2 separate regions of the Homo sapiens genome follow, and region 2 is linked to region 1. A link is a contact called in ENCODE Hi-C or POLR2A ChIA-PET data. All regions are on one chromosome and are shown on one strand. Each heading gives the region's core, a stretch centred on a gene start or an enhancer-like site at or near the end of the contact. The rest is flanking DNA. Distances are from core to core; before and after follow the strand shown.

Region 1 (3,631 bases), core at 928-3,427:
GTCCTTGGAACCAAAGTACTTTTCCAAAATGAGTTGAAGCCAGCTCTGTCAGGCTAGGCCAGATCTGCTGTCAGTGCCTTTCCCAAATACATCAGACCCTCTGCTTGTAAAAATAAATTGATACCAATGCAAGAAATTTATTAGGAGATGACAGCCCAGTTCATAATGGAAATATGGAGAAAATATCATCCTTCAAAACTGACAGTTTATCCATCATGCCTCAGATTCCTGAGATATAAGCAGACACTGTCACATGCAATCAGCTGAGGACACATCTTGGATTTCCTTATGACAGGAAACTCTGATATAATCCAGAAGTAGGGAAGGACTCGCACTGCCCTTAATGTGCTCAGCCATAAATTTTTAGCATTAGCAGGAGAAACATGTAGCCAAGGAAATGAATGATGGGGGAAATCAGGAGGCCTGGGATTCTCAAAGGCCTCTTCTTTTCTCTTGGGGATGATGAACTAGGGATAGGGGTCAGAGAGGGTTACTGCACCACCATGAGGGACATCAATACCCTGTTATGTGTAAGCAGAGCCAACAGGTGGCAGGGCACCACTGCATACATACCACAGTCTGCTCTGTGTGAGGTTTGGGGACCTGGTCATCTTGCCCTGCTAACTGTTCAACTGTGGCTATTTTGCTTAGCTTCTTATTTATATTAATGAACTTGAGACAATTTAAGAGGGCCATTTTAATTAGGAGTAAATGCAAGTATATTTGTGGGGATCACAAGAGGCCTGATCTTTGCAGGCTTAATGAGGCGACCTACCCAACCCCATATGAAATAATTGTGTATTGTATTAAAAGCCGCTTTGGAAAATATAATCGTGGTAGTAAATTGGAATGAAATGAACATGGTATTAAAGGGGGAAAAATATTTACTGCCAATTTTATGGGGCCTTAAAATATTTATGTTTTAAACTTGCATTCTTTGGAGATTTGCTGAGTGTTGCTAGAGCTGGGAAACTTTTTTAATGAGATACGTGCATATTTTTCAAATTTACAGATCTTTTTTCACAAAAATAGAAAGTCATAAATGTGAAATGGAAACCTAAACAAGGCAAGTGCAGCCTTAATGGCCTTAGATTCTTAATTGACTCTTCATATTAGAAAAAATTAAAAGCACAGGAAATTTCATTTAAATGTGTGAATAATATGCAAGGAACTTTTGTTTTATGTCAGTTTCTATCCGATTAAAGTACAGAGCATTAGCATAAATGTGATAACCCAAATAAACTTGAGTTTTGCTGCATTTATGTTAAGTGGGCATGAATAGGATACGTGTGCATTCTTGGGTTACTTAAAAACAGAGTCAAATACTGGCTTTTGTTCTGCTTCCCAAATGAATCTCTAAGAACAGCAGGGAAATAAATTACATGTTGATCAAGTCTTTATTTCTTTATTCATAGGTACCAGGGGTTGAAAAAAAAATGCAAGTGAGTCTATAGTTCTCAGACACTGAATCCCTCTTTAAATGCTCTCACTCTTTGCAAGAGGCAAATGAACTTCTAATTGTTCACATTTGTTTCAGCCAATCTTCCTGATTCCCTTTCTCATGAAAGACCTAAAACTCTGTTGACTTTACATGTCCAAATTAAATATATCTGTGTTTTCCTTTTGCTTTCAATAAGAGTGCATGCCAGCATGACTTAACATTCATCCAGAGTTTATTTCAATATTAGTGGAAAACAAGCCATTTTTCAGTTTAATGAATAGCATCAGTGTCTCCCTTTTAACCAAAAATATGGCCTTAAACTTGATGGATCTCACCAGAAGGCACATTTTCAAATTATTTTTCTATTGGAGGTTATGAATATCGTTTCCCAAATTATTGTGACAGCTGTGAGGGGAAAGCCTGCATCACAGATACAGCAGCTTAGAAACAAAACTCAGACCTAACAAAATGGTAGTTTCCTTTGTGAAATGAGAAAAGGGGAATGGAAAAGGAAGCATGAACCGCATGGGAGGGAAAAAATACCTCTTTTGAGACTTATGCAACAGGAGAAGAGTCATGTAAAGGCCCTGAAATTCCCATACTTTTTTTGTTACTACCATTTTTGTTTCCCAATCATTCTAAATTGGGAAGGTAAAGGCTGAGCATTACTGATTCAAAAAACCTCCAAGAGGACATCTGATATTTCTTCCTTATTAAGGATGATGGAGTGTAATTGATGTGCCTGGAGCCTGGCCAATTCCAACTTTTTTGAGAATGCCGCTTAATGTGCGGACATTATTTTTGGACTACTGAACGCCAGAAAATAATGAGCTGGCATTCAGCTTTGGTGAATAAGACCCTGAATTTTCATCTAAAAGCAGTTTTGAGTTATTGCTGTAGATAAGGTGTAACTGTGCAAGGGAATTTTATCCATGTTTCTCCCATGAATCATAAATGAGGAAAAAAATTACAGTCTAAATTGCACTTAAAAGGAATAAAGTCTTTTCATGTCATACATGATTTATCAAAATGATCTCATTTTAAGGGTACTGTGGTGTATCTTGATTAATCGCATTAGGAAGCGTGATGAATGGCCTCTTTAATGGTAACACAGGATTTATTGGCAGCATCCAGACTTGAACCAGAAGGGTAAGAAGTAAAACATACAACAGATAGCTAATGCAGATAGGATGTCAGTAATGCGCTGGCTTGTTGTAAAATTATACCAGGAGCCTTAGTTTCAGGAGCTTCTGAAACTGCCAGAGGGTGGACAGCAAACAAGTTTTGTACAGGACCTTGGGTGCCACCTCAAATCCAGTCTGACCCTCCCCTAACTTGTTGCAATGCAAGTAAAATCTCTCTGCTGGACTGTAAAAATAAGGTGTCTGTGAAATCTGGGCAAAACTTGGAAATTCCTAGTAATAAGAGGGAGACACCCGCCTTTCAAGATCAGCGCTCCTTGCCCTTTTGCCCTATTTTAATATCCTCTTCACATTTCGCTTTAATATCCTAAATGCCTTTTTTTAAGCCTGCTCGAGTCTGCTCCCACTAATTTCCTCTAAGGCTGACAGATCAGAGGCTTTCCTCGAACTGTTCCTTTTGGAGCTGAGAAGCCCTCCTCGTAATCCTGCTGCTTGTCCGCAATTAATCCTTCCAGTTGCCTCATTATTACCTCCACCACCCACAGACAGAGGAAGCTCTGACCCACTGGACACTGGCTCCTGACTGAAGCTTCAAAGGTGCCAATCACACCCTCATCAGAAAGGTGCCTGCTGTCAGCATCAGAGGTTTTCATCCCCTCCTCCCCGCTGATCAAACATTCTTCCTCAGAAGATTAATTCAGAGTCCCCGCCCATTTCCTCCCATATCCTCTTTCCCTTTTTGGTTTACCCAATGATCCATCTTTGCCTCGAAAAGGGAAGCCACGGATAATAGAAGTCCTTTCAAAACAAAAGCTGGGCAAAGGCAAATTTAAATCCCAGCTGTTATCAACTTTTTTTTTTTTAACCCATTTAAACATCTTAAGGCAGTGAGGATTAGGGACTGGCCTGAAATGCCATTCTTTGATCAAAGACCCCAAGACTTTACACAAACATAATCACAAGGCAATGGATGCCCCTCTGAAGGCTGAATTGATTTGTTTGACTGCAGCGCCTGGGATGGTAGAGAAGCCGCACACTGACTTTCCTA
Region 2 (3,350 bases), core at 794-3,293, 250 kb before region 1:
GTAGACTTGTAGGAAGACAATATTTTGAACAGTGGTTGTGGCTTTCAATGTTCTTTGGGTCATTTGAGGGGTTGCTGATGCATTAGAAGAAGTAATACACAACACTGTACCACAAGCCGATGGTCCAGTTGTCATATAAACAGGTAATCAACATTCTTTGTGCTTCTCTGGTGTCATTTTCCTTTCCAGGTCTTACTCATAACAGTCAGTTTCCTGCATGGTATTTGAACAACTTAGAGAGAATCGAGTAATGGTAGCGCCCTTCTTCAGTGAAGGTTTCTTCCTGGAAACAGAACCGGAAGAAGCAAGTGGTCAAAGGTCACATTGGATCAGCTACAATGATGGACAGCAGGGAAGAGTCTCAATGGGTACTATTGTGTCCACGCTGGGCATTACCTGTGTTGCAGCCACACAGACCTGATTTAGGCTGCCCTTGCAAGTAGCAAGTACTAAACACCATTATTGTTTTGATGAAAAGGGTCCTGTGGATTGTTTTTGGTCTGCATGTTAACAAAGAAAAGAAGAAAGACAGCCAGGTTATTTCTTGAAAACAGCAAGAAAGACATTTTTCCCTTGAAAATGTACAAGATACATCTCCGCTGGAAACACACACATGCACACACACACACACACACACACAAACAAATGAAAAATCCTTTCATCCAGAATCTGTGGTTTGCTTTCTTTTATTCCTTAGTATACATGAGTATGTGAAAACACACAACACTCAGACATGCAGCCTGATCAAGTGATAATCTCTTATAATGTGCTTCTATTTAAAGCAACAAACAGATGGAGGGTTTATGAGTGAGGCTGGTAAAAGTAAAAGCAAATGACTGCAATAGTTGTACTTTTAATAGGATTCCCCACAATCCAAGACATTATTCCCTGAGGAACAAATTGTTCTTTAAAATTATGTTACTTAGGAAAGAGACAGTCGTCCTGACATTGCTGAGGCAACAGAGAGCTGCAGGACAGCCTTGAATTGCCGAGGTCTCTCCACTCAAGTCAGTGTCCTAGGGGAGGAAAGACAGTGATGTCAGGCACCACAATCCCCAAAGAACAAGCTCAGTGGAATAGGATAAAAGGAAGAAAGACCAAAGGGTAAAGGGGGTACAAAACATGTCTGGGCCCTGATTGAATTTATTACTTTCTACTTCTCAACTTTGAAAAACAAGGTTTGGGAAATTCCTACAGATTTAGGATAAACATGCAACATGGGTTCTACCTCTGCCAATTCAGACCAAAGTCTAGCTCTAGCACAGCAAATTTTGGTTAACACACAGTGGAACTGTAACCAACCCAGCACTTCATTATCACTATCCCTGCTTAAGAGAAACAAAGCTGACTATAATTCTATCAATAAGATGAATATACCTTAGTGATGGCCTTTAGGTAATTTATAATTAAAGCTAATCTTAATTAAAGTTATTACACCATTCTGGAAGAAAATAAACAACCCAAAGAGAGGGAAACAATGTGGTCAATAACTCACTCCAAAAATATGTTTTGCCTCCAAAGCTCACATTGAGGGAGACATTCCTGCGCATGATACAAATGGTTCTGACATTAAAAAAAGTAAACAAGTAAGAAAAATAAAGATGGAAAAATTCTGTGGTCAGTTCACAAGTGCTTTTTTATTGTTTGAGGCAGGGTTAAAGCCTTTTATAAAGACAAGGATATATGTGTGGCTAGATTGGATATGACATCTGACTCGTCTAGCTGCCCTTGCACAGAATTCTGGCTGCCCATATTATGCCAGGGAGAAAACATGTGTTGATGCTTCTAAACAATGACCCAGGGTGGGACCAAATGCAGATAATTTAAAGCATTTTTCCAGTGCTGTTTTGTAGATCAAACAGAGAAAAGGTACTCAAATCCAGTTACTAATGGATTTGAGAGATAAATGCAAACATTCAACATTCTCCAATTTTTCATGGTTTTGAGGATTTTAATGTTAACTTGTCTAAAGAACTGATTAACAAAGGTTGTGTAATCTCAAACAGGGACTCCTGCCAGCCTCAATACATGTCATTCAAGGCCTGTGTTGACTCAGTGGGCCAGAGGCTATGTAAACGGGCTAGAGCTGAGAAAGTAGGTTCTCCTTGGGCAGCTTAGGGATTCTGAGTCCCCATAGTTTTACAATAGCAGCTCCTAGTCCCTCAGTATCTATAACTTGGAGGGATTCTCTTTCAGGTTTTGCTGTCATCAAACTGACCTAATACTGGGAGGACAATGAACACTTGGTCTAAATGGAAGAAGCAGAAAAATAAACACTATCGTGTCAAGAACAATCAATCAACCTTTTGAACATCTTCTAGAGTGATTTGACTGGTGCACCAGCAAGTTAGATAAACTTTGAGTCACCCAACTAGCAATGATCACACTTATGTTCCTTGTGACATTAGTGCTAGTGCACAGCCAAGCATACAGGAAGACAGAGCACTGTCTCACAACCTGTGGATTTGATTTCTGAGAGGTCATGACAAAGATGCAAAATCCAAAAGGTTTGTGCCTTCTATAAAAACTCTTTGGTCTGGTGGGTGTTTTCAACAGTCTTAATTTTGTTTTTTAACCTCCTGACCCTTCACTCTATCTTTCATCACCTCACTCCCTTTAAATAGCACCCAAAGGAGCAAGCCAGCCCCACGCACAAGTATGGCCACAGGCATCACTGGAAGTGTGTACGGTTAAAAATAAATTAATAAATAAGAGTCCCTGGTGCAACCAAACCCTCATGCTGAGAAAGATGCCTTATGCCTTACACTGCATCATATTCAGGGCAAGAAGTGGATTTAGAGTTGAATGAAACAAGATAAAAGTCCACGCTTTTGTAGTCAGGGATTTAGGGAAAGCTATTTACGCCAATAAAGGGATTGTAGCAACATGAAGCCAGCCATAAATGTATGACCTGGCTGGGAAGTTATACCTTGTTCTCCGAAAAACTGCAAACTGAAATGCACCACCTGTCATAAAATCGATGCTAAAGGAAGGTGGAGGGGAAGAGACGGGAGCTATGTATATGCAGAATACAGGACGTTAAGATTTAAAAGGAGTGAGGGAGAATGGCCATCCCCTAAACTGTGACTATTTCACTAAAAATAAGCCCACAGCACGATGGTATCAGAGGGATTTCAATTCAATAGGCGAGCTGAGGACAGTCTTTCTCACTTGACTGCAGCCACTGAGCATGTCCAGGGAGGCCCCAGGTGTGACCTCTGCTCCCCTGTGAGCAGTGGCAGGACCAGGCAATCTATCATGGTGTTCATGCTGTCAGCCCTGTTGCTTTGCCACCGCTGTCTGTCACCCTGGTGGATGAGACCTGCTTAAGGGCAATCATGTCAATCTCT

Evidence for each region. A loop is a pair of places that touch in the nucleus more often than their neighbours do. ChIA-PET counts read pairs that join two places held with the same protein, here RNA polymerase II (POLR2A). Pooled maps may share reads with other maps.
Region 2: a map of left cardiac atrium shows a loop between it and region 1 (3-fold over the local background). The contact joins two enhancer-like sites. A Hi-C loop is called at or near these places in 42 of 168 maps with a recorded cell type or tissue (Caco-2, GM12878, GM23248 and 25 more), 3 of 37 single-sample maps with no recorded cell type and 28 of 50 pooled maps. POLR2A ChIA-PET finds 5 or more read pairs at or near these places in 2 of 52 experiments (AG04450 and BJ).

Annotation. Positions count from the first base shown.
Region 1 is chr10:76,308,835-76,312,465 of GRCh38, reverse strand. All of the region lies in intron 5 of LRMDA (leucine rich melanocyte differentiation associated), which reads right to left. All of the region lies in intron 2 of LOC112268057 (a long non-coding RNA gene), which reads left to right. Among named protein-coding and RNA genes, the nearest start is that of KCNMA1-AS1, 580 kb to the left of the region's middle. Within about 2 kb of position 2,177, at least 4 of the 41 ENCODE cell types and tissues checked have a DNase peak (open chromatin) inside an H3K27ac peak, as active enhancers do; they include ascending aorta, where a contact is called at or near this core.
Region 2 is chr10:76,557,489-76,560,838 of GRCh38, reverse strand. LRMDA (leucine rich melanocyte differentiation associated) reads right to left here. Exons shown (of 7, transcript NM_001305581.2): 7 at 671-3,350. Among named protein-coding and RNA genes, the nearest start is that of KCNMA1-AS1, 330 kb to the left of the region's middle. Within about 2 kb of position 2,043, at least 7 of the 41 ENCODE cell types and tissues checked have a DNase peak (open chromatin) inside an H3K27ac peak, as active enhancers do; they include ascending aorta, where a contact is called at or near this core.